7 separate regions of the Homo sapiens genome follow, and all the other regions are linked to region 2. Evidence: chromatin contacts called from ENCODE Hi-C or POLR2A ChIA-PET data. All regions are on one chromosome and are shown on one strand. Each heading gives the region's core, a stretch centred on a gene start or an enhancer-like site at or near the end of the contact. The rest is flanking DNA. Distances are from core to core; before and after follow the strand shown. Region 1 holds the start of CEP85L (centrosomal protein 85L). Region 2 holds the start of DCBLD1 (discoidin, CUB and LCCL domain containing 1). Region 3 holds the start of CALHM6 (calcium homeostasis modulator family member 6). Region 4 has its middle 54 kb from the start of CEP85L. Region 5 overlaps DSE (dermatan sulfate epimerase). Region 6 holds the start of MCM9 (minichromosome maintenance 9 homologous recombination repair factor). Region 7 holds the start of TSPYL4 (TSPY like 4).

Region 1 (3,188 bases), core at 173-2,672, 1.2 Mb before region 2:
AATTCTGTTCCTGAGACTGTGGTAACTACAAAGCATGAAAAAAAAATCTATACATAGTGCTATAGCTTCTGCTAATTTTCTTTTTGGGACTTAAAAAAATCTATCCTCTTCAAGTGTTAGATAAAACGAGCTAGTGCACATTAAAATAATAAAAAGGAACCAATCACATTCGTCTTTCATGTTTCTGTATCTTTTTATCATCAGAAACAGCTGACCCTTGGCTAACATTACATGATTTGGAGAAATAATTGGAAGTCTACCACAGGGAGACTAAATGTAAAACTCCAATCAGATAAATTACAACACGGATGTGGTAAGTGATAGAACACACACCTAAATCTAATTTAACTTCCAAGAATTTTAAGTAGTATTTCCCAATTAAAATGTCTTTAAGGGAAAAATGCAAATATGAGGCCTTTGTTAGCAAGATTCCAGAACAGGAAAAGCGGAACTCAAAGCCTCTCTAGTTAAGCGACCTGCGTTCCGACTTACCTCTGAGTGATGGGCCTACTGCAGAGCCCGCCTCCCACCACAGTGCTGGCCCAGAATTTTTTATACGAACTAGTTCGTAACTAAACGTTGGAAGCATCACCATATTGCCAGTGAGAAGTAAGATTTAAAAATAAAACGATGCTGTCCCTTTTCGCCCTTCCTTAGGACGTCTCCTCCTGCACTAAGGGTTCAGGTGAAGGGTGGAAACTGGCCAAGAAGAGGAAGAACGTGAAGGAGTAGGGGGCAAGGAGGAAAGGGCTCCCTTTACAGACTTTGGTGCCATTTTTACTTTCTGCTTGCTAATCTGAAACGTTGTGCGATTACAATGACGGCCCCTCTCCCCCTCGGGTACTAATTACCCCCGGGCCTTTTCCGGTGCACATCCCGGTGCTATATTCTGGTGCCTGTGTTGCCCCCACGCCCCCATTAAATTAGTAAAGGAAAACCACCCCTTTTCTGCCCCTAAAGTAATCTATAAACGAAGGAATACAGATGAGGATTTAAATCCCAATCCTAATTCCAAGGGAGGCTGGAAGCCCCCTCAGCCGCGCCCTGGCTTGGCTTTTTCATCTCGAGCGGTTGTGACGCCAGGGGCAGGTCTTCCACGTGTCTTCACAGAGGTGCCCGGAGGGAGGGCGTGAGGGATTACCCAAGGGAGGGGCGAGTATCGCAAAATAGGCCAAGTCGCTGCCCTCTACTCAACTCGCAGGGCGGGAGGATGGAGACAGAGGGATGCGGCGGGAGGGCGGGACAGCCCAGTCGCCGCCAAGGAGGCGAAGCGGGGTCGGGGTAGCTCACCCGCCCCCCGCAGTCCCCGCCCCCCGCAGTCCCCGCCCCGCGCGGCGCCGCGCACGCCTGAAGTCATTGCCCGAGGCCCCGCCCCCTCGCGGCCCCAGCCCCGGCTCTGGCTCTGCCGGCGGAGGGGGCGGAGAGAACCCGCAGCTGCAACTTCGCCTGGAGCCTTTGAGCCTGGGCTCAGCCGGGGATCTAGCAGCCGTCACCGCCGAGTCGCCGCTTCCCCGGCGCGGGCCTCAGCCCAGCCGGCTTGGCCATGGCAGGCGCCGGCAGTGCGGCGAATCTGGCCCCTGCGCTCCCCGCCCGTAGCTGAGCAGCCGTTAACCAGCCATCCCGCCTTTCCTCCTGCCCGTGTCGCCGAGGCCCACGCTCCGCGCAAGTTTCCGCCGCCGAAGAAGCAGGAGGACGGACGTGAGGAGTCGGGCGTCCCTGGCCCACCCGGCCCTCTCGCCCGCGATGTGGGGGCGCTTCCTGGCTCCGGAGGCCAGCGGCCGGGATAGCCCCGGCGGAGCCCGCAGCTTCCCTGCCGGTAAGGAACGGGACAGCGCCCCGGCTGGGGTGGGGGTCACGGCCGACCGCGGCGCCTCGGGACCTCGCCGCCGCTCCCCTCCCGCCTCAGGCCTGTCTTACCCCGGCCGCCTCCCCGACGCCGCCGCGTGCCCAGTGTCCTCCCCGCTGTCAGCACCCGGGCTGACATATGGCTTGCCGCGTCCCAGGCGCATCAGCCCCGCATCCCGTCGTCCCCGCCGCTCCTCCTTGGGCTGCAGCCCCAGCGCCCCCAACTTCCAGCTCGCTTGGGCCCCCGCGGGTTGGGCTTTATTGTCTGCCCGGTTTTTTCCTTTTACTCGTGGGGTGTGTGACCTGCGTGATAACGGGGCTTGCCCGTTTGCTCGCGGGGACCCGGGCGGGAAGGTCGCTGCGACAGTGCTGCGGCGGCGGCCCGGGCGCGTCTCGGAGGGGCCGCAGTTCCGCGCCCTCCCGACTTCTGGTAGGCGCAGGCTGGGGTTGGCTGTGCCCACGCCCGCAGCCGCTACTTTTAGGGCGCGTTTTCGGGAGGGAGGATGCTGCCAGAGATGCGGCCGCTCTCAGCCACCCCCAAGGGAACTTCAGCCCCTCGGAGGAACCTGGTCGCCGCCCCGCAGCCCCTGCGGCGTAAGAGGAGGGCGCGTCCTGCAGTAGCCAATGGACCATTGAGCAACCGGGTTACGAATCCGTTTGGCTTTCCGTGGCCCCTTCAAGGAAAATTAGGGGTTTGCTGCATTCCGTATCTGAAGGGGTCTGTTTGTATCGGACAGCCATTTCATGCTTGCGTCGCTCAGAAGTTGTGTAGGAGCCACAAAATTAGGATAAATCCTCCCCTAACTTGGGATAAAAAATAAGTCTTGGGTTGCCTGTGATATGTTCTCTAAAGATGATGGTCTTTCCAGGCACTTTTAATCTTGAGTTTTGAGGCCTTTTGAGAAACTGAGTTATATGGACATTCTGCGCAGAAAAAACAATGCCATATATACATACGCAAAATTTTCCCTACAATTTTAGCTGTTTCTGGGACTCCTGTTAAGTAACCTTGCTCCACAAAGTGTTTGAGCTCGACTTGTGTAACTTAGAGATATTTTTGCATACATTTCCAAAGCTGTTATTTACAAAACAAAAAAGCAGAAGCAGCATTTGGAAAGGGGTCTTTTGATGGTAATATTTTCTGCTATTTAAAAAAAATCAGGCACTGACCGAGTCACTAGTATCAGGCTATTGAAATTTCGAATAATGCAATTCTTTGATAGTTTAGATATTTGTGATGTGTGGTTTTTAAAAAGACATATGTACATTTTAAAAAGCCAGAGTTAGATTTGAATCATTCACTTAAGTTTGGTCCTGAAACACTTAATGTATGTTAATGAATG
Region 2 (2,909 bases), core at 359-2,858:
AGTTAACAGCCTGGATGACCATACAAAATCTAAATCTTTATTGGGAAAGATAAGTGACAGCTTTGGCCAGATTAGTACAGGAACATACTGCTGGACTGATTCTCACAGACGTATAGTATTAAAGGTGCACCTTCAAACTGTGAGTTGAGAAAAAAATAAAAATATTTAAAACATCCATTATAAAAGTCCTACGCATTTAACAAAATCTTACGTATTTATTACAATTTTACAATCTGCCTAGTATTGTGCTACAGTACCAGACAAAATCACTTTAGGGTTTTGGGGATTTTGTTTTTTTAAACAAACTGGTATGTAATATAAACTTAGGAACCACCACCACCATCTCGAGTATCAATGTTTCAGAATGGAGGCATAGTTCAGTGAAAAAAATGCCGGCATTGGTTTTAGTTTTGATTCTTGTTTCACCAGAAAGCATGGTGGTTGGGGGAGCTGTCAAAGTACTCCGGATAGACTCAGCGCCATTAAATAAGCTCAGGCATATACGGCCAGGAGCAAGGGAGGAGAGGAAACACTGAAACAACTCGGCAGAAAGCTGGCCCTTGCTATTAAAAAAAAAAAAGCACTAATTAATGAGGACGAATGAAATAGGGACACCCAGGGCTGGTAAAGGGGGTTGCTGCTTTAATATGCTGGACAGGCAGAGGGTAAACTCGGTTGTGGGTTAATTAGGTCTAACTCCAAGTCAAAGACCAGCTCCAGAGAAAAAGCAGCCTGGTTGAGAGTCTACCGGCTCAAATACACAGGAAGCCACACGATTCCAACTTGCGGCGCCAGCAGGACACTCGAGAGGAGGTGGCAGCACCGCCTGCTCGCCAGCGTCCAAGGCCAACCTCGGCAAACGTGCCCCGGCCATTCCGCACGAGCCCCGAACGCACACGCCGGGATTCCAATTCCGCGCGGGAGGAGCGACGGCAGGGAGGGCAGGGCCCAGCGCCGGCCGAGGAGCGGCTTTGTCAAAAGGCAGCTGGAAAGAACTGGCCCTGCACACGGCTGTCCCCTAAGGCGACCCTCGGGGTCAGGTCACTTCTCACGGGGCCAGCAGAGTCAGGAAGTCTGGAAACTAAGTGAAATGGGCTGGGGGGCGGCGGAGAGAAAGTGCAGAGACGCCAGGTTAATTCTCTGGTTTTGGGGGAAGGAAGGAGTTTGGTGGGGGAGCGACAAGGAATGCAGTAACCTACTTCACCCCCAGCCCCGCGGGTAGAGCCGGACTCCGCGGATGGCAGGCGGCGAGCCCGACTTCCTCCCGCGCTCCGTCCCCCCAGGCCCGGCCCGCCCCGTAGCCCTCGGCCCGGCCCGGCCCGCCCCGCAGCCCTCAGCCCGCCCCTGGCGCCTCGGGTCCCGCCGCCAGCCGGACGCGCTCCACTCACCCAGCTCCTCCGCCTGCAGCCGGAGCGGGGCGGAGACCGCGAGCAGCAAAGCCAGGAGGCCCCGCCCGGCAGCCCGCGCCAGTGCGCCGCCGCCGCGGGCGCCGGGCACCATGACCCCGCTGGGCGCCAGCTTGGCAAGCTCGGCCTCCCCTCGACGGATCCCGAGCCGCAGCTGCCCGGGCCGGGCCGCCTCCTCTGCGGACGAGCGCGGCGCCGGGACGGGGCGCAGTCGCTGCCCCGCACCGAATCCCATTGGGGCGGCTTTCAGCCCAGCCCTGCGGGGGCGTCTCCCGCCCGGCCCCGCCCCGCCCCGCACGTCGGCCCCTAGAGGAGGAAGTCGCGTTCCCAGGCAGTGACCGACGGCGAAGCCGGAGGCGAGCGAGGCGCCGCCCGCGCTCCCCTCCACGTATCTGGCGCGCCCTGCTGCGCTCCTTCCTTGCCTTCCTCCCCACCTGCACCAGTACACGTGAACCTGCTAGGCAGCAGGACACCTCGCCGCCGGACCCGCCCCTCGCCGCGTGGTGCGGGAGTCATTCCTAGATGGGCTGAGCCCGCGGCGGTGCCTTGGGAGGCTGCCCCCTCCAGGGTTTTGCCAGCCCGCGGGGATGGGCATGCCAGGGATAGCAACACCGAGGGACTCGAAATATTTTGATGATAGGATGATGACAGTGCCAAGTAGGACCTTCACTGATTTATTCACTCATTCATTCATTCATTCAAAAGTTACTCAGTTCAGCAGTGTGCTTGTCAGGAGCAGGGCTAAACCCATGTGGCACTTGCAGACAAAAATAATCAGGCAAGTATTCAATGCAAATTGCAATCAGTGACATGAAAGGTGCTGTTGAAGCACATTTAGAGAGCTGTAATTAGATGGCGGGTAACAGGGGTGAGGGCGGGAATCAGCTAGGAAAGGCCTAAGTGGCATCAAAGCTGAGATTAAAGCAGGAGCCAAAACAGACAAGTTGTGCAAAGAAGCTGAAGGAGGAAAGGGCCAGGTAGCTGGAGCACAGTGAACAGGTGGGTACACGGCCAGATGTAGAAGCTAGTGTACAGAGTAGGGGCCAGGACGTGCAGCTAAATAACCTAAAGGATGTTTAACTTGGTCCTCGGAGTAGTGAGCAGCCACGGAAGGTTCAGAAGGGGGAAGGACTCCACCCGATGATCCTCTTGAGGAGTTGCGGAGAAGGGTTTGGGGAGGACAGATTGGAGACTGGAGAATTACAGGGTTATCACCGAGTAGTTGAATAGGGTGGTGGCAGTGGAAAATGACGAGGACAGATTAGATATGTATTTTAAGGACTATCTCACGTCTCTGGTCCCCTGTAGTCCCCGTTTACTTCCTCTGCGCGCTGCCCTCACCTTCGCACCACCGCGCGGCACGCTGAAGTTTCACCTAGAGGTGCAGCGCAGGGAAGCGTGGAGGCGGAGAGGAAGCAACAGCCCCTCCAATGGCAAACATTGGCCCCTCGTGATCTTTGGATACCCTGGACAGACTCATTTCATACATGCGTTCCTTTTTTC
Region 3 (3,142 bases), core at 1-2,500, 1.0 Mb after region 2:
TTTTATTCAGATATTCTCTTGACGGCAAATTAGATGCAAGGAGCCATTCTAGATTTTCTTAGGGTACTGTATATCTGGAGAAAAGTCACCGATTTTTCCCTCACCCCAGCGGCCCTGAGAAAGCTCGGCCTCTCGGCTCCTCCCAAACGCCCCCAGCGCCAGCGGCAGACCTGCGACTGAGCCTTCAGATCCTTCAGGAGGTCCTGCACGTCCGACGCCTTGGCCTGGTTGCACGGCACCAGCGGCAGCTCCGCGGCGCAGCTGCGGTTGCGGCCGAGGCACAGGCGCTGCGCGAAGGCCGCGCTCCCGGTGGCCGCGCACTCGTAAAAGGCGCCCCCGAGCAGCGCCACGGCCACCCAGGTGAGGGGCGCGAGCGCGGCGGCCGCGCTGATTTGCGTGCACACCAGGGAGCCGCGCAGCGCCGATCCGCAACTCGCGCGGGCGCTGGAGCAGCATCCGGTGAGCAGGCGCCACGTGCGTGCGCTCAGCACGTAGCCCAGGAGGAAGAGCGCGAGCGCCGGCACCAGCAAGAAGACCAGGCCGTAGGGCAGGTTCCAGGCGGCGCTGCACGGGCACTGGAATGCCACGGCGGAGAAGATGCGCTCCCCGCCCGCCGTCAGCAGGGTCACCAGGCCGTAGCCCAAGGCGCTGTGGTGCTTGACGTGCAGGTCCAGCACCGCCCGAAACTTCTCCATGAGCCTCGTCCCCCGGGGCGTCGCGCACAGGCCCAGATCCTTCTGCCTCTTCGTTGTCCTGCTTGTCAAATGGTTTTGGTGGGATGGGGACCGGGGCTTTCCACTCTGCGAGAAGCAGCCTTTTTTTTTTTTTTTTTAAAGGGAAGAGGGCTTCTCAGACCTTCCTAAAGTTTCACTTTCTCATTTCAGCCACACCACCTCTGGTTAACAGAACCAGGCAAGCAAACACCCCCAGGACCTTGACTTCTCTGGCACCCACCCCATTCCAAAGGCAGAGGCACCAGTTATCTTCCTCCCCCAATTCAGGAACTCTGACAGAAGGTTGACCTTGTTCCTTTATTACCACCAATCTGACAACGAACCAGGAAACTAACCTTCTTGACCCACGGCCGCCAGTTGGAAAAACTGGGAAATACCAGATTTTCCTCTATTGCAGCCACCCTAGTTACTAAGCCAGATCACAGTAAAACCAAATAATTATCAAAAAACTGATTACTTACGGGAAACATTATTCAAGGACAAATTTCTGGTTCCTCTTCCATAAGCTAAATCAGCAAAGTCCAGCTCAAGTTCTGGTACTTCTATGATGGGCGGCACCCTTTCCATCTCCCTACCGGACAGAGCCACCAGCCTAGTTCACACTGACTCTTCTCTCCTCTGCCTGATCTCCTTCAGGACATTAGACCAAATATACTGTATTGATTTACTCGTCAATACAATGTTCTTTTCTTTCAGATATGTCATAACACTGTCAATGCCTGGAGGAGAGTAAAATTCTGACTCTGACCACCAAGCTGATCTGCACAGAAGGGGATACATGATTATTCAAAGAATGCTAGTTGAACCCAAAATTTCAAACTGCAGCTACATCTATCTAATGTTGTTTCCTCCACCTTCAGTTTTCTCAAGCAGCGTTGTTCTGACACAAACACTGTAACCACTTTTGTGATATTGAGCCTTACTCTGTGTGACTCCAGACTGAGCTGAGGTGTGCTTGAAAGAACATGGGCTTTGAAGTCAAGTGCATCTTGTCTGTGGTGTGTTTAACAAGTATGCCCCTCTGAGACACAGCATCCTTATTTGTAAAAGAAGGATAATAGTGCCCACTTTTCAAGATTACTGACATGAGTAGATTGAGTAGCATATGTAAAGTGCCTTTACATATAGGATATGTCTGTTAAATGAATGATCAGTGTGAGAGTTTTCCCCTTAAAATGCAATTTGGGGAATAGACAACAAATAATTACATTGTACATAACCTAAGAATCTTGATGAATACTGAATTTTGAATTTTAAACGAGGATCAATTCAGTGGATAGTATTAAGTGACTCAATGACTCTGCTACCTTAAGAGAATTGGTGTACACCTTAGCTGTCTGCTTCACCACAAGGAGAGTATCTGGATATGGAGCTTGGGTGGGCAGTTCACAATGAAATGGTTCTTATTGGTGCCCATCCACCAGGCTTGCCTTATTTTATCTGGAAAGAATAGGTAGCCCATGGAACCAAGTGAATTTTTAGAGAATGGACAAGAAATGTATTATTCTTTTCTTAGTCCAACTTGCCTTCTTAACTACTCCCTCTCCAACACCACCAGCAGGGTGCCTAGCGTAGTGCCAAAAGCTGTCATTCCATAGTGATGTGGTAAATAGACATCTTTTTTCTATGTGTTTAGGGGCCAGCCCCAGATGAGGGTCTTCATGGTCATGCAGGAAAGTTGGGGCCCTCTTCTCTGAGATTAGACCAGATACTGCTAGGCTTCCTGTCAACTTGCAGCAAAGTTGCGTGTTTGAAGCGAATCACTTCTGCTCTGACTGTTATCTTTGTAATTTGTCATCTCCCAAGATAAATTTCTTCCCCTGTGCCTTGAGTAACTCTCCTCTTACTGCTGGACTCTTCTTCACCTCTACCATAATACTCTAAGATGTGTCCTCTCTCGTCCACCCTTTCCCATATTCCATCATGCAGAAACATCACTATATCCACAACCTTTGTGCAGATGGCTTTATCCAAATCTCCCCTAACCGAAACCTAATAAAAATGCATCCTTCTGTCTTCTTGAGTGAGATTAATTTATTCTCCCACATCTCTCAAACCAAGAGGGATGGCTGGCATTTTCCTGGTTACCTGCTGATAGCCATACCAGGGTTTTACCACTGTGCTATAATAGTTTATCATCCACTGAGGCTCAATCTAATCAGCACCATCTCCTCCTTCACCTCATTCCTATGGTCTGTTTTCATTCCCTTCATTTTTTAAGACTCTAATGAAGTCCATCACCTTCTCTTCCCTGGCTTCTGTTATTTAGTCAAGGATTTGTTTGAAATATGTTTACTTACAGAAACTTTTATCTATCAGCCCCCTTCCCCAACTAGATTAATTCATTTGTTAACCAGTTATTAATTAGTTCATTTGTTCATTCAGTCATTCATTTAAATGTTTAATAA
Region 4 (3,031 bases), core at 169-2,668, 1.2 Mb before region 2:
GGCAAAATTTTATCTCTACAAAAAATACAAAAATTAGCTGGGCATGGTGGCACACACCTGTAGTCCCAGCTACTGGGGAGGCTGAGGTGGTGAGAGGATCATCTGAGCCTGGGAAGTTGAGGCTGCAATGAGCTGAGGCTCCAATGAGCTCAGTCTGGGTGACAGAGTAAGAGCCTGTCTCAAAAAAGAAAAAAAAAAAAAAAGCAGATGAGGAGGAATATGAGAAGGAAACCCAGGAGGACTGCTGGGACCAGCCTGGAGGGACCAGTACTTGGGGTCACAGAGTTGGAATGGCATCCATGGCAGAGTTGTGATCTCTCTCCAGGAGAGATAGCCTGGGCTCAGACAGGGAGATATGAAGATGAACTCATTGAAGTTTGGGGATTTGCCAGGCCAATGAGGGGCAAGGGAACTGAGATACTGAAGAGAATGGTTAAAGGGATGGCTCATGAGAGCTCCATGGGGTAGGGAAGCAGTGAAGTGAAGAGGACACTAATAGGGAAAGAATTCCAGGACTGGAATCACAAAGCGAGAGTCTTTTTGGGGTGTGGGAAGAGTAGCTAAGCGAGAAGTGGAAGAGGAGGGGATTGTGATTGGAGAGAAAAGTTCCCTATAAGACTAGACCACATTGATGAGGAGGACGGAAAGGAAAAAAGGAATTAGATGTTCAAAAATGTAAGAAAAGAAAATATGACATGGTGGCGTTTCCTGATATCTCAAGTTGAGAAAAGAAAGTTAAAAGAGAAGTGAATACTGGAAGACAGTGAAGGTTTTGTATAATTTAAAGTAAGTGGCACATAAAATAAAAATTCCAGGAGGTTCAAATGTATGTTTCATCAGTTGAGGTTACCCTAAGATAAAAGTTGAAATTATGTTAAAACTTTCTGAAACTCTCAGAAGACCTAACATCTCAAAGGGGCTAGATTCTAGAAAGAAAAAGCTTGCCAATTCCAGTTCTGGCTAGGCATTCTTAGAATACCTTAGAGTAGGTTTTAGTCTTACAGGGTTTCTGCTTTCAGAATATCAACAGGTCTTGACAAATAAAGCTTTTGAAATTTCCCTCTACTGAAATGCTCCATCTGCATTTCAGGATAGTGATGGAAATGCATCAGCTTCATTTCTGGCACTTTGATTGATGAACTTAGACTTCAATATGAAGAAAACCACTGTTCTTCTATCTAGAAAATGAAACTAAAAATAATCCCCTTGTCAGAGTGTCTGTGTTCTGTGGTTAAATTTAAGGCAACTTATTGAGTATTCATTACATGCTGGATACGAGCCCTTCCCTGACAGAGAGCACAGAGCACTACCAGAGGAGCTGGGACACACACCTACATAGACGGCCGTGATACTTCTTAAGAAGCAGCTCCCAAATCTACCCAATTAGCACAGTGCTCACTGTGGGCAAAAAGCTGAGAGCAACAATGTGGGGGCGGGCTTAGCAGGAAAGGCCTCCCAGGCATTGCATAAATGCAAGAGGTCAGAGAAAGAATTCACACCAGGCAAGGAAATTATTTATGGTATTGCAAGGGTGAAAAGATTTTTTTTCAAATCTCCTGGTATCTCTGTTACTCTGCCCTAGTGTTTGGACATATGGAGTTACCATTCCCATTAAATTATTAAAATGTGCCAGAAGACTTGGAATCCCTCAAGAGCATATTGTGAGAAGGGCTCACACACCTCCAATTATGCCTTTGGCACAAGTGCCATGTCAGATTGATGTCTGGAAAAGGATTGAGATTTGGAAAACCACATAATGATTTCTTGTATTGTTTTATCCTTCATTTTGTGCAAATCACACTTACCATGCCATTAGTAGCTTCCTCACAACTCAACAATGTTAAGAGGGACTTGCTAGCTAACTTGATCCCTAATGGAAACCTTTTACTAGGGAGGGCTGGATTTGGTTCCGGGGTCAAGGCAAACACCCTTCAATGAGCCCATGCCATGCCTTGTAACTATATTTTAAACATTTTCATTGTTCCTTCTGCAGAAATTATATCTCTTCCTCCCTTCTGCAAATTGTCCAAGCCCAAAAAGATATTTTGTGCTTATTTAGTGTTATCTCACAGTCTGGGGCAAATTATCAATAAAACAAGAAGCCAAAATCTAATAAGAAAAGGCAGGATATGAGAGGGTATGCATCTCTGCTGCATGAAGAGAAGACAGCAGCACCTCTCGTTTTCTTTTAGAGACTGTTCGGCCCCATGAGTTTATTAAAACAGAAGAAATAAGTTGAAAATGGAAAAGGGTGTGTGTGGGTGATGTGGTTACTTAGCAACAGGGAAGCTTCCGGCTGATGTTCTGAATTGAACAAAGAAAAACAGGACAGCAGGGAATAAAGGAATGGGGAAAAAATGAAAGGGAGTAAAACAGATGTGGTTGGGAGAGAGGGCTAAGAAGGGGTGAAAAATAAAAGTCAGGGAAAAAGCATGAACAGAAATGTGGTAAATACTTAGAAACAGGAAGCCTGTGAATTTTTAAAAATGGAAAAAAAAGCCACTGAAAGAAAGGTGAAAATAGCCAGAAGGGTAAGAAAACATCTGCAGTGGAAGCTGCTAGGCAAATGGAGGAATAAAATGCCCCAGCGCCATGAACTCTTAGCTTAAAACTAGGCTCTTTTGGCCAGGCGTGGTGGCTCAAGCCTGTAATCCCAGCACTGTGGGAGGCCGAGGCAGGAGGATCACTTGAAGTCAGGAGTTTGAGACCAGCCTGGCCAACGTGGTGAAACCCTGTCTCTACTAAAAATACAAAAATTAGCCGGGCATGGTGGCGGGTGCCTGCAATCCCAGCTACTCGGAAGGCTGAGGCAGGACAATCACTTGAAAACCCAGGAGGCGGAGGATGCAGTGAGCAGAGATCAAGCCACTGCACTCCAACCTGGGCGACAGTGCAAGACTTTGTCTCAAAACAAAAAAGCAAAACAAAACAGAACACTAGGCTGTTTTGTGGTGTGTGAGGTCACACCAGGGTGCACCTGAGGCAAGGGGCCCAGAACAAACCCCAGGCCACCAGTCTGTTGAGTCCACTC
Region 5 (3,009 bases), core at 286-2,785, 1.1 Mb after region 2:
GACTCACTCAAGCTGATGCCCTCCTCCCAGAGTGCAGCCTGCACAATGTTTCTTTGGCTTCAGCTCCAGAAAGTGATTTGAGGACACCCACGTGGCTGCAGTGCTGTATCAGCACCTCGATTTCTCATTCTTCCAGCTATTCTTCATTTATTTATTGTAGCAGGATAATTTGAACTAAATACGATCTCCTTTGGACTTTCTGCATTTTTCTATCATCAACAGAAAGGATATATATTGTACCTGAAAGCATATTTCATATTGGATATATTTTTTTATGACTGAGACACACACACGCACAACACACACACACATACACACACCCATTCTTAAGTTACAGTGTACCACTGGCAAACAGGAAGCAGCTAAAAATAAAGCTTGAGAGATATAAATTGGATATCTCCTCTTGGGCCCACAGGCACTTCAATTCTGTATATCCAAATCCAAACCTTTATTATTTATAGCATTCCTCAATAGCTCCAAGTATTAGAAGCCCACTGAGAGATCCCACCATCCCATAAAGAAAATTCTTTGTCTCCTTTGGCCCTCAAATACAACTGTCAAGTCTTATGAATGCTAATTATTTATTACTGGAACTTGTCAATTATTTCCTATTCTAGGTTTTCATTTAGATAAACACCAAAGGCCTACTTGACTTCCTGGTTTGACATTGGCAATCTACTCCCACAACAAGATTCTTCTTCTTCTTTTTTTTTTTTTTTTTTTTTTTTTTTTTTTTTGAGACAGAGTCTCGCTCTGTCGCCCAGGCTGGAGTGCAGTGGAGCGATCTTGGCTCACTGTAAGCTCTGCCTCCTGGGTTCACGCCATTCTCCTGCCTCAGCCTCCCCAGTAGCTGGGACTACAGGCGTGTGTCACCACACCCAGCTAATTTTTTTGTATTTTTAGTAGAGACAGGGTTTCACCGTGTTAGCCATGATGGTCTCGATCTCCTGACCTTGTGATCCGCCTGCCTCTGCCTACCAAAGTGCTGAGATTACAGGCGTGAGCCACCACGCTCGGCCTGTAGATTTTTTTTGAAGCCTTAAAAGACATTTAAAAAATGAGCAAGATTAAATGATAATGCCTAGAGATGCACATTTGGATGAACTATAAGGGAACACAAGGACATGACGCCTGTAGGCACTGGGGCATCAGGGTAGTCTTTGTGGGAAGGGAGGGAACTGGGACTGGGATGTGGCCCATGAAGGGGCTTCAGGGAGTGACTGGCAAAGTCCTATTTCTTGACCTGTGTTGTACTTACCAGGGTGTTTGCGTCAAAATACTTTATCAGCTACACATTTATTCATATAATATTCTACTTTTATTTTTCAATGAAAAGGTTAACGTACATACATAAATCTGATCATGTCACTGCCCTGTTACACCTTTCAGTGGCTTCACAGTACTTGTAAAAAAAAGTCCAAGCTCCTTTATATAGTAGACAAGGCCTGGCAGCATCTGGCTCTCTACCCAAAGCCTCAACACTTGCTAGTTTCCTCCCTACACTAAATTTTCAGTTCCTCAAAAGCACTCTGCTTTCTTTTATCTCCAGGCCTTTGTACAGCAGCTACTTGTGCTTGAACAGTCAAGCACGGCTCCTTTTTCCCCTTCACGTGGCTGGTTCCTATCTGTCCTTCAGGACTCAGCAGGAAAGCCTTCCCTGACACTCCAATGTTGGGCAAAGTATTCCTAGATCTTCCCATTACACACTGTAGTTTCCCAGTCACAGCACTTATCCCACTACTAGTATTAATATGCTAATAGTATTAGTATTTATATCTTCCATAGACCAACAACTCCAGGCAAAAGAGATACATAACACGTCTTGAAATTTTTGTATCTCCAATGCCTAATAAAATACCCAGAACAGAGCAAGTATACAATAAACTTATATTGGCCGGGCGTGTTGGCTCACGCCTGTAATCCCAGCACTTTGGGAGGCCAAGGTGGGCGGATCATGAGGTCAGGAGATCGAGACCATCCTGGCTAACATGGTGAAACCCCGTCTCTACTAAAAAAATACAAAAAATTAGCCAGGCGTGGTGGTGGGCACCTGTAGTCCGAGCCTACTCGGGAGGCTGAGGCAGGAGAATGGCATGAACCCAGGAGGCGGAGCTTGCAGTGAGCCAAGATCACACCACTGCACTCCAGCCTGGGCGACAGAGCGAGACTCTGTCTCCAAAAAACAAAAAAACAAAAAAACAAATACAGTAAACTTATATAAAGTGAATATGTGCATACATTTATCGATAAATGAAAATTGCCTTTGGCATCAATTTATAAGAACACAAAATATAAGTGAAGTAATAAAGATAACAATAATAGTTAACACATTATGCTATGTACTGTTTCATTAACTAATCCTTCATAGTATGAAGTATATATCATATATATCCCCAAATTACAAATGAGGAAACTGAGCCACAGAGAAGTCAAGTAACATTCTCAAGGTCACACAGCTCATAAATGTAATTGGAACACTGGCAGACTGGCTCCACAGTCCTTGCTCTTAATTCCAACAAACTATCGCCTCCCCTTGCTTAACAGCACCGCCATTCATTTCAAAGACTGAAGCAGGTGGCTTTAAAGTGAATAAAAACAAAACTCTGTTGTAGTTACCTGATAAGGAGCACACATGGACATTACATGCATGTAAGAAGATGAACACCAAAATTCAAGGGATCAGGGAGGAGAGAAGGCCAGGTGCAGGAGGAATACTTCAAAGACCAGGTAATCTGAGATTCTCTGCTGAGCTATGCACCAAGATGTCAAATCCTGACATTCTTCCTACTGGCCTCCAAGTACGTCAAAGGTACAGTGTCTCTGTGATTACAGGCTGACAGACAAACGGCTGATGACAGGCACGTCTTCAGAGTGAAAGTGAGACCAGATAAGTAGGAGCAGCCACAGTACGCAGGGCACCAAATCAGTTTCAAAGTTGTATACAGATCCAGGACTTCTGCTCTCAGTAAGCTTAGACTCTCAATAAAAATAAGACAGATTATTCATTCA
Region 6 (3,196 bases), core at 215-2,714, 1.5 Mb before region 2:
AAAAAGAGCCTGACCACTACCTCCCCTTTCTCTTGCTTCTCTTCTGGCCATGTGATCTGCACAGGCAGCCTCCCCTTCACTGAGTGGAAGCAGCCTGAAGCCCTCACCAGAAGCAGCCTGCAGAAGTGTGAGCCAAATAAACCTCTTTTATTTGTAAATTATTCAGTCTCAGGCATTCCTTTTTAGCAACACAGACTAAGACACTATCAAAGAACAACTGAAAATTTAAAATGTCATTTACATAATATCAAGAAGTATATTTTTCCCCCATCCTTAGATTTATGGATAAATCTGACATAGGGTGATATGGTTTGGCTGTGTCCCTGCCCAAACCTCATCTTGAACTGTAGTTACCATAATCCCCAGGTGTTGTGGGAGGGACCCGGTGGGAGGTAACTGAATCATGGGGGTGGTTATTCCCATGCTGTTCTCTGATAGTGAGTGAGGTATCACAAGATCTGATGGTTTTCTAAGGGGCTTTTCCCTCCTTGCTCCTCACTTCTCCTTCCTGCAGCCCTGTGAAGAAGGAGGTTTGCTCCCGCTTCTGCCATGATTTTAAGTTTCCTGAAGTCTCCCCAGCCATGCTGAACTGTAAGTCAATTAAACGTCTTTCCTTTATAAATTACTCAGTCCCAGGTATGTCTTTATTAGCACTGTGAAAATGGACTATATAAGACTAGACCTGACAAAAGATCAAAACATTTGCTGAGTGAAATAACACCTAAATAAATGAAGAGGCTTACTTTAAGGGTCATTACTAAATATTGTTAACATGTAAATTATTCTTACATGGATCTATAGACGAAATGTAACCAATCACAATCCCAACTTTTTAAAGTGACAAGCTGATTTTAACATTCATATGAAAACCCAAGGGACTAGATGAGCCAGAACATTTTTGAAAAATAACAAAAAATTGGAGGCCAAACACGATCTGATTTTAAGACTCTTACGAATCTACAGGAATCAAGACAATGTGGTATTTTTGTAGAGAGAAATATAATAAATTGTCGGAACAGAATAGAAAGTCTAAGAATAGACCCACAACTGATGCTTTAGGGACAACTGATTTTAAACATAGGTGCAAAAGCTATTCAGTGAGAAAAAGAAAGCTCTCTAAACAAATGACACTATTCACATACAAAAAAATGACCTAAGATCCATACTTTGCACCACAGACAAAAATTAGCTCTAATTGGATCACAGACCTCAATATAAAACCTAAAATTCTAAAACTTGTGTCAGAAAACACAGAAGAGATCCTCTGTGGCCTTGGGTTAGGCAAATTCCTTGGACAGACAAAAAACAAACCCTAAGATCCGATCTGAGCCGCCGCACAACCCTGCTCTGGCCACTTAGCCTGAGGTCACTGCTCGGGTCCCGCCCCTCTCCCCGCCCGGGACCCTCCTGGCTCCGCCCCAATCCGCCCGCTCCGCTCCACCCCGCCCCGCTGCCTCGTCTCCATCCGGAAGAGCCGCCGGGGCAGGGAAGTTGAGGCGGTGCGCGGCCCGGCGTCGGTCGAGAGCGCAGGCCCGGCAGAGCCGCAGGCGCTAGGCCGCCCGACACAGCCCGCGCGTCCCCGCGGCCGGTGGCGCCTCGAGCGGCCACGTGCACGCGCGCACTCCGCCTCACCAGCCTTCTTGCGCCGGAGACGAACCCGCTGCCTGGCTGGAGCTCTCTGGGCCCTTCGGCCTCGGGAGCAACGCGTTCCCGGCGACTTCTGACACAGCCAGTAAGTGATAGCCGCCTCCTCCTTTCGCGGTTATGTTTTTCTCCAGTTCGTCCCAAGTCTCGTTCCCGTCTCATTACTTCAAAAACTATTCAACTCCGGGACCGGACAGGCACGGGAGCTGCCCGGGAGAAGAGCCCCAGAAGTCTCAGAGACTGCCAAGGTGTTGTGGGGCAGGGGCTGCGTGCAAAGACCCTGTGAATTAGAAAGTTTGGAAAGCATGCCTCCAAAACCGAGCGACTCCACGTTTGCCAGGCGCCCCTGGGGCAGCCGAGCGGCCCGGAGGCGCGAAATGGCGCGCCCCCGCAGTGAGAGGGGCGGAGGGAGTGGGGCGGGGCCGAGGGCGCGCGTCCCGCCAGCCCGCGCGGAGGGGGCGGGGCTCCCGGCAGGTGCAGGCGGGCGGGGCGGGGCTGCCGCGATTCCCGGAGACAGCTGGGGGATGCCAGTGCAGTTAGGCACTCTCCTGTCTTCTTTTCGACGCTTCGCTGTGGTCAAGAGGACAAAGTAAAGCAAATGATTTTATTTTGACCCCAAATATTCAATAAGAAAAGGAAAGAGAACTTGAAAGTTGTGAAATGACCCTTCTCAAAACAAAAAGTCCCTCCAGTGTCTATCTGGGTGGGTAGTAGGTACGTTTATTGATTTAGCAAACTGCTGATAACACAGTTGATTAGTCAGTTTTGCATAGATGTTGAAAGGGAATGAATAACGATGGTCCATATAACCATAGAAATGCTAGCCTAACTAGGCAAAATTTAATCTGACCTTAATTTGAACGTTGAATTCTGCTGCTGCCCTTTTCCTGCCTTGTGTGGAGCTGTTTTTCAAATTGCTAAATTTGTGGCTCTAAACTTAATATGCTTTAATAGAATCATAGTGATTCTCTTGTAGCCACTGTTGGGAGTCCAGATTTTTTTTTTTTTTTTTTTGGGCAAAGTCCACATTGTGGAGATATTCCTTCCCAAGTGCTTTTTCTGCTTTACACTTGGCTGAATTTATATTGCTTAACCAAAAACAAATTACCGTGGAGGCCGTAATTTATTTCCACTCATTGTTTTGGATATACATTTACTCATTCTTACTCTCACTCTGGCCTCCTATAGTGGTCAGGATTCTTGACCTAACTGCTATATGTACTTCTTAAACGTTTCACACCTTGCGGAATAGTAGGTTCTCAGAGAAAGCAAAATATAGCAAATAGCGTGTATAACACGTACTTAGGATGATAAACTGTGAACTTTATAGCAGTCTCCTTTAATATTCGTATTTGTAGAGTCCAGTACAATAAATGTTGGACAAATGAAGTAAGTCAAATTTAAGTACACCTCTTCTCCAGTCCTCAATCTCTTTCCAAACGAAATAAGTGTTTCTCTCTTTTTTTTTTTTTTTGAGGCGGAGTCTCGCTCTGTGCCCGGGCTGGAGTGCAGTGGCGTGGTCTCGGCTCACTGCAAGCTCCGCCTCCCGGGT
Region 7 (2,898 bases), core at 200-2,699, 1.2 Mb after region 2:
GCATATTTCTTATGGGATAACTGATTAGCTGGCAGGCAGTAAAGAGGTCATTCTGGACACATTGTCCTTGGGTAGGCTGACTAGGCATACAAAAAATCCTGCAAGGCAGGCTGTTTCTCCGTATTGTCTGCCAGTGACCTTTCATCAGTACTTTATCTTAGTTGAACCAGAACTACACTCCTTCCCTCGCTAGAAGTCTCAGTATATATGATGTATTCCTCTAAGAGGAATCCTTTTTCTCTAAATCTGTACTTCTGAGCCTGTATTTGAAAGTGATCATAATCTGGGGGGCTTAAAATGGAGTTTCTTTTACAAAGAGTTATAATCATAACCGTTTATTTGAATATAAATTTGACATTAAACATAAATATGCAAAATTTAAATTTCCCTTTGGTCTTGCATTTTTCTAAGGATTAACACCATTATTCTCACACTCCAACAAACTAATATATTGTACTGATAATCACTATCAAATGAATTGTAAGAGCTAACTGACTCGAATAGACAATAACTAACCTTACTTTTAAAGTATTTTAAGAGACAGTAGCATAGATGCCTGCACATAGCTGATTATTGCTCCTGTGCTGCAGTGAATTACCACATGAACACATTTTGAAAAGATTTGTTAGCTTCATGTCCACAGGCATTATGAAGCAGGAACCACTTTTAGATTAAGATTGTAACCTGAGGAAAAGAACATATGCATCAGTTTAGAAATTAAAATCCCCTGAGATATTTCTTTCAGTAATGCTTAAAAGCCTAAATTTGTGCTCGTGTGCCAGTCACCTCTACGTAAGGAAAAACATTTTGCTACTCTTTGTTAAAAGTGAAGAGGAAATATTGTCCACTTGTTTTGTAGATGTTGGCCAAATTATATAAACTTTAAAATCTGTAAGACAAATTGAAATATTCCTTTATTATGTCTTGTTAGGATGAGAGAAGTTTGCCTTTCAGCTGCTCCTTAATTTTAAAAATAACAACACAGCAACACTTCTCTTTAAAATCAAACTCTGCTCATTTAAATTCTTTGGTAATAGCCATGAATCCACACCTTAAAAGAAGGAAGGCCTGTGAGTTCGTGAATCCACTTTCCTACTCAGGAGAAGCCCTATGAACTGACTTGAATAGACAGTAACTCACCTTAAAGTAAATATTTTCAGAAACAATAGGTTAGGTGCCTTAGAAATTCATTCAGAGGCTTAGAAATCCACATTAACACAGTTCTTACATGCTTGAGTCTGGTCTACATCCATTTACGTAAGTAAAACTCCCCTTCCAGACTGACGAAATTCTTTTTGTGACAAGAAGACAAAGGAATACGATGGATTGATAAGCGTAGTCAACCGCGCAGAGAGTTCTCGCGCGATGTTACGACGCTACCGCCCTGACATCACCAGTTGCCATGGTAGCACCGCCGAGAGTAAAGGAGGGGTGGTGCTAGACGTTTCGGGCAGAGCTCGGCCGCTGCGGAGGACAAGGAACTCTCCCTCTCCCACTAGTCTGACTTCTTCCAAAATGAGCGGCCTGGATGGGGGCAACAAGCTCCCTCTCGCCCAAACCGGCGGCCTGGCTGCTCCCGACCATGCCTCAGGAGATCCGGACCGAGACCAGTGCCAAGGGCTCCGTGAAGAAACCGAGGCGACACAGGTGATGGCGAACACAGGTGGGGGCAGCCTGGAGACCGTTGCGGAGGGGGGTGCATCCCAGGATCCTGTCGACTGTGGCCCCGCGCTCCGCGTCCCAGTTGCCGGGAGTCGCGGCGGTGCAGCGACCAAAGCCGGGCAGGAGGATGCTCCACCTTCTACGAAAGGTCTGGAAGCAGCCTCTGCCGCCGAGGCTGCTGACAGCAGCCAGAAAAATGGCTGTCAGCTTGGAGAGCCCCGTGGCCCTGCTGGGCAGAAGGCTCTAGAAGCCTGTGGCGCAGGGGGCTTGGGGTCTCAGATGATACCGGGGAAGAAGGCCAAGGAAGTGACGACTAAAAAACGCGCCATCTCGGCAGCAGTGGAAAAGGAGGGAGAAGCAGGGGCGGCGATGGAGGAAAAGAAGGTAGTGCAGAAGGAAAAAAAGGTGGCAGGAGGGGTGAAAGAGGAGACACGGCCCAGGGCCCCGAAGATCAATAACTGCATGGACTCACTGGAGGCCATCGATCAAGAGTTGTCAAACGTAAATGCCCAGGCTGACAGGGCCTTCCTTCAGCTTGAGCGCAAGTTTGGCCGCATGCGAAGGCTCCACATGCAGCGCAGAAGTTTCATTATCCAGAATATCCCAGGTTTCTGGGTTACTGCCTTTCGAAACCACCCCCAGCTGTCACCTATGATCAGTGGCCAAGATGAAGACATGCTGAGGTACATGATCAATTTGGAGGTGGAGGAGCTTAAACACCCCAGAGCAGGCTGCAAATTCAAGTTCATCTTTCAGGGCAACCCCTACTTCCGAAATGAGGGGCTTGTCAAGGAATATGAACGCAGATCCTCTGGCCGGGTGGTGTCTCTTTCCACTCCAATCCGCTGGCACCGAGGCCAAGACCCCCAGGCTCATATCCACAGAAACCGGGAAGGGAACACTATCCCTAGTTTCTTCAACTGGTTTTCAGACCACAGCCTTCTAGAATTCGACAGAATTGCAGAGATTATCAAAGGAGAACTGTGGCCCAATCCCCTACAATACTACCTGATGGGTGAAGGGCCCCGTAGAGGAATTCGAGGCCCACCAAGGCAGCCAGTGGAGAGCGCCAGATCCTTCAGGTTCCAGTCTGGCTAATCTCTGTCCTGTGAGAAGCTTCTGCACAAGTTTCCTTACCACCTCCTCTTGGACCTATGCTTGGCCAACAGCATGCAGTCTTCCATCTGCTTTCTCTTCATACTGTGGATTATCTTTTCCTTTGGTTCTAAATCTTCA

What was found. Hi-C counts contacts between places; a loop is a spot of excess contacts on that map. ChIA-PET counts read pairs that join two places held with the same protein, here RNA polymerase II (POLR2A). Pooled maps may share reads with other maps.
Region 1: a map of heart left ventricle shows a loop between it and region 2 (5-fold over the local background). The contact joins the promoter of CEP85L here to the promoter of DCBLD1 in region 2. A Hi-C loop is called at or near these places in 1 of 168 maps with a recorded cell type or tissue (heart left ventricle), 3 of 37 single-sample maps with no recorded cell type and 11 of 50 pooled maps.
Region 3: a pooled map shows a loop between it and region 2 (14-fold over the local background). The contact joins the promoter of CALHM6 here to the promoter of DCBLD1 in region 2. A Hi-C loop is called at or near these places in 4 of 50 pooled maps.
Region 4: a pooled map shows a loop between it and region 2 (5-fold over the local background). The contact joins the enhancer-like site here to the promoter of DCBLD1 in region 2. A Hi-C loop is called at or near these places in 1 of 168 maps with a recorded cell type or tissue (endothelial cell of umbilical vein), 2 of 37 single-sample maps with no recorded cell type and 7 of 50 pooled maps. POLR2A ChIA-PET finds 5 or more read pairs at or near these places in 2 of 52 experiments (activated T-cell and naive thymus-derived CD8-positive, alpha-beta T cell).
Region 5: a pooled map shows a loop between it and region 2 (4-fold over the local background). The contact joins the enhancer-like site here to the promoter of DCBLD1 in region 2. A Hi-C loop is called at or near these places in 2 of 37 single-sample maps with no recorded cell type and 2 of 50 pooled maps.
Region 6: a map of naive thymus-derived CD4-positive, alpha-beta T cell shows a loop between it and region 2 (6-fold over the local background). The contact joins the promoter of MCM9 here to the promoter of DCBLD1 in region 2. A Hi-C loop is called at or near these places in 1 of 168 maps with a recorded cell type or tissue (naive thymus-derived CD4-positive, alpha-beta T cell), 1 of 37 single-sample maps with no recorded cell type and 9 of 50 pooled maps.
Region 7: a map of naive thymus-derived CD4-positive, alpha-beta T cell shows a loop between it and region 2 (6-fold over the local background). The contact joins the promoter of TSPYL4 here to the promoter of DCBLD1 in region 2. A Hi-C loop is called at or near these places in 2 of 168 maps with a recorded cell type or tissue (HepG2 and naive thymus-derived CD4-positive, alpha-beta T cell), 1 of 37 single-sample maps with no recorded cell type and 6 of 50 pooled maps.

What each region holds. Positions count from the first base shown.
Region 1 is chr6:118,649,825-118,653,012 of GRCh38, reverse strand. It overlaps CEP85L (centrosomal protein 85L), which reads left to right and starts at 1,422. Exons shown (of 13, transcript NM_001042475.3): 1 at 1,422-1,816. The coding sequence starts at 1,744. RefSeq lists silencers at 1,069-1,528, 1,729-2,038.
Region 2 is chr6:117,481,373-117,484,281 of GRCh38, reverse strand. It overlaps DCBLD1 (discoidin, CUB and LCCL domain containing 1), which reads right to left and starts at 1,608. Exons shown (of 15, transcript NM_001366458.2): 1 at 1,389-1,608. The coding sequence starts at 1,500. RefSeq lists enhancers at 573-622, 653-702, 713-792 and a silencer at 1,153-1,732.
Region 3 is chr6:116,459,483-116,462,624 of GRCh38, reverse strand. CALHM6 (calcium homeostasis modulator family member 6) reads right to left here and starts at 1,250. Exons shown (of 3, transcript NM_001010919.3): 1 at 1,196-1,250; 2 at 171-753. The coding sequence starts at 695. CALHM6-AS1 (CALHM6 antisense RNA 1) reads left to right here. Exons shown (of 2, transcript NR_174951.1): 2 at 1,431-2,147. RefSeq lists a silencer at 185-264 and enhancers at 645-724, 735-844.
Region 4 is chr6:118,704,363-118,707,393 of GRCh38, reverse strand. It overlaps a transcript of CEP85L not described here. Among named protein-coding and RNA genes, the nearest start is that of CEP85L, 54 kb to the right of the region's middle. RefSeq lists a silencer at 1,214-1,508. Within about 2 kb of position 1,418, at least 9 of the 41 ENCODE cell types and tissues checked have a DNase peak (open chromatin) inside an H3K27ac peak, as active enhancers do.
Region 5 is chr6:116,408,462-116,411,470 of GRCh38, reverse strand. The region is part of intron 2 of DSE (dermatan sulfate epimerase); the gene reads right to left. Among named protein-coding and RNA genes, the nearest start is that of DSE, 39 kb to the right of the region's middle. Within about 2 kb of position 1,535, at least 3 of the 41 ENCODE cell types and tissues checked have a DNase peak (open chromatin) inside an H3K27ac peak, as active enhancers do.
Region 6 is chr6:118,933,427-118,936,622 of GRCh38, reverse strand. It overlaps MCM9 (minichromosome maintenance 9 homologous recombination repair factor), which reads left to right and starts at 1,464. Exons shown (of 14, transcript NM_017696.3): 1 at 1,464-1,732. It overlaps LOC124901389 (a long non-coding RNA gene), which reads right to left and starts at 1,708. Exons shown (of 2, transcript XR_007059729.1): 1 at 1,633-1,708. RefSeq lists silencers at 1,286-1,715, 1,966-2,215.
Region 7 is chr6:116,252,626-116,255,523 of GRCh38, reverse strand. TSPYL4 (TSPY like 4) reads left to right here and starts at 1,449. Exons shown (of 1, transcript NM_021648.5): 1 at 1,449-2,898. The coding sequence starts at 1,516. The coding sequence ends at 2,760. It also overlaps a transcript of DSE not described here. RefSeq lists enhancers at 1,078-1,307, 1,718-1,877.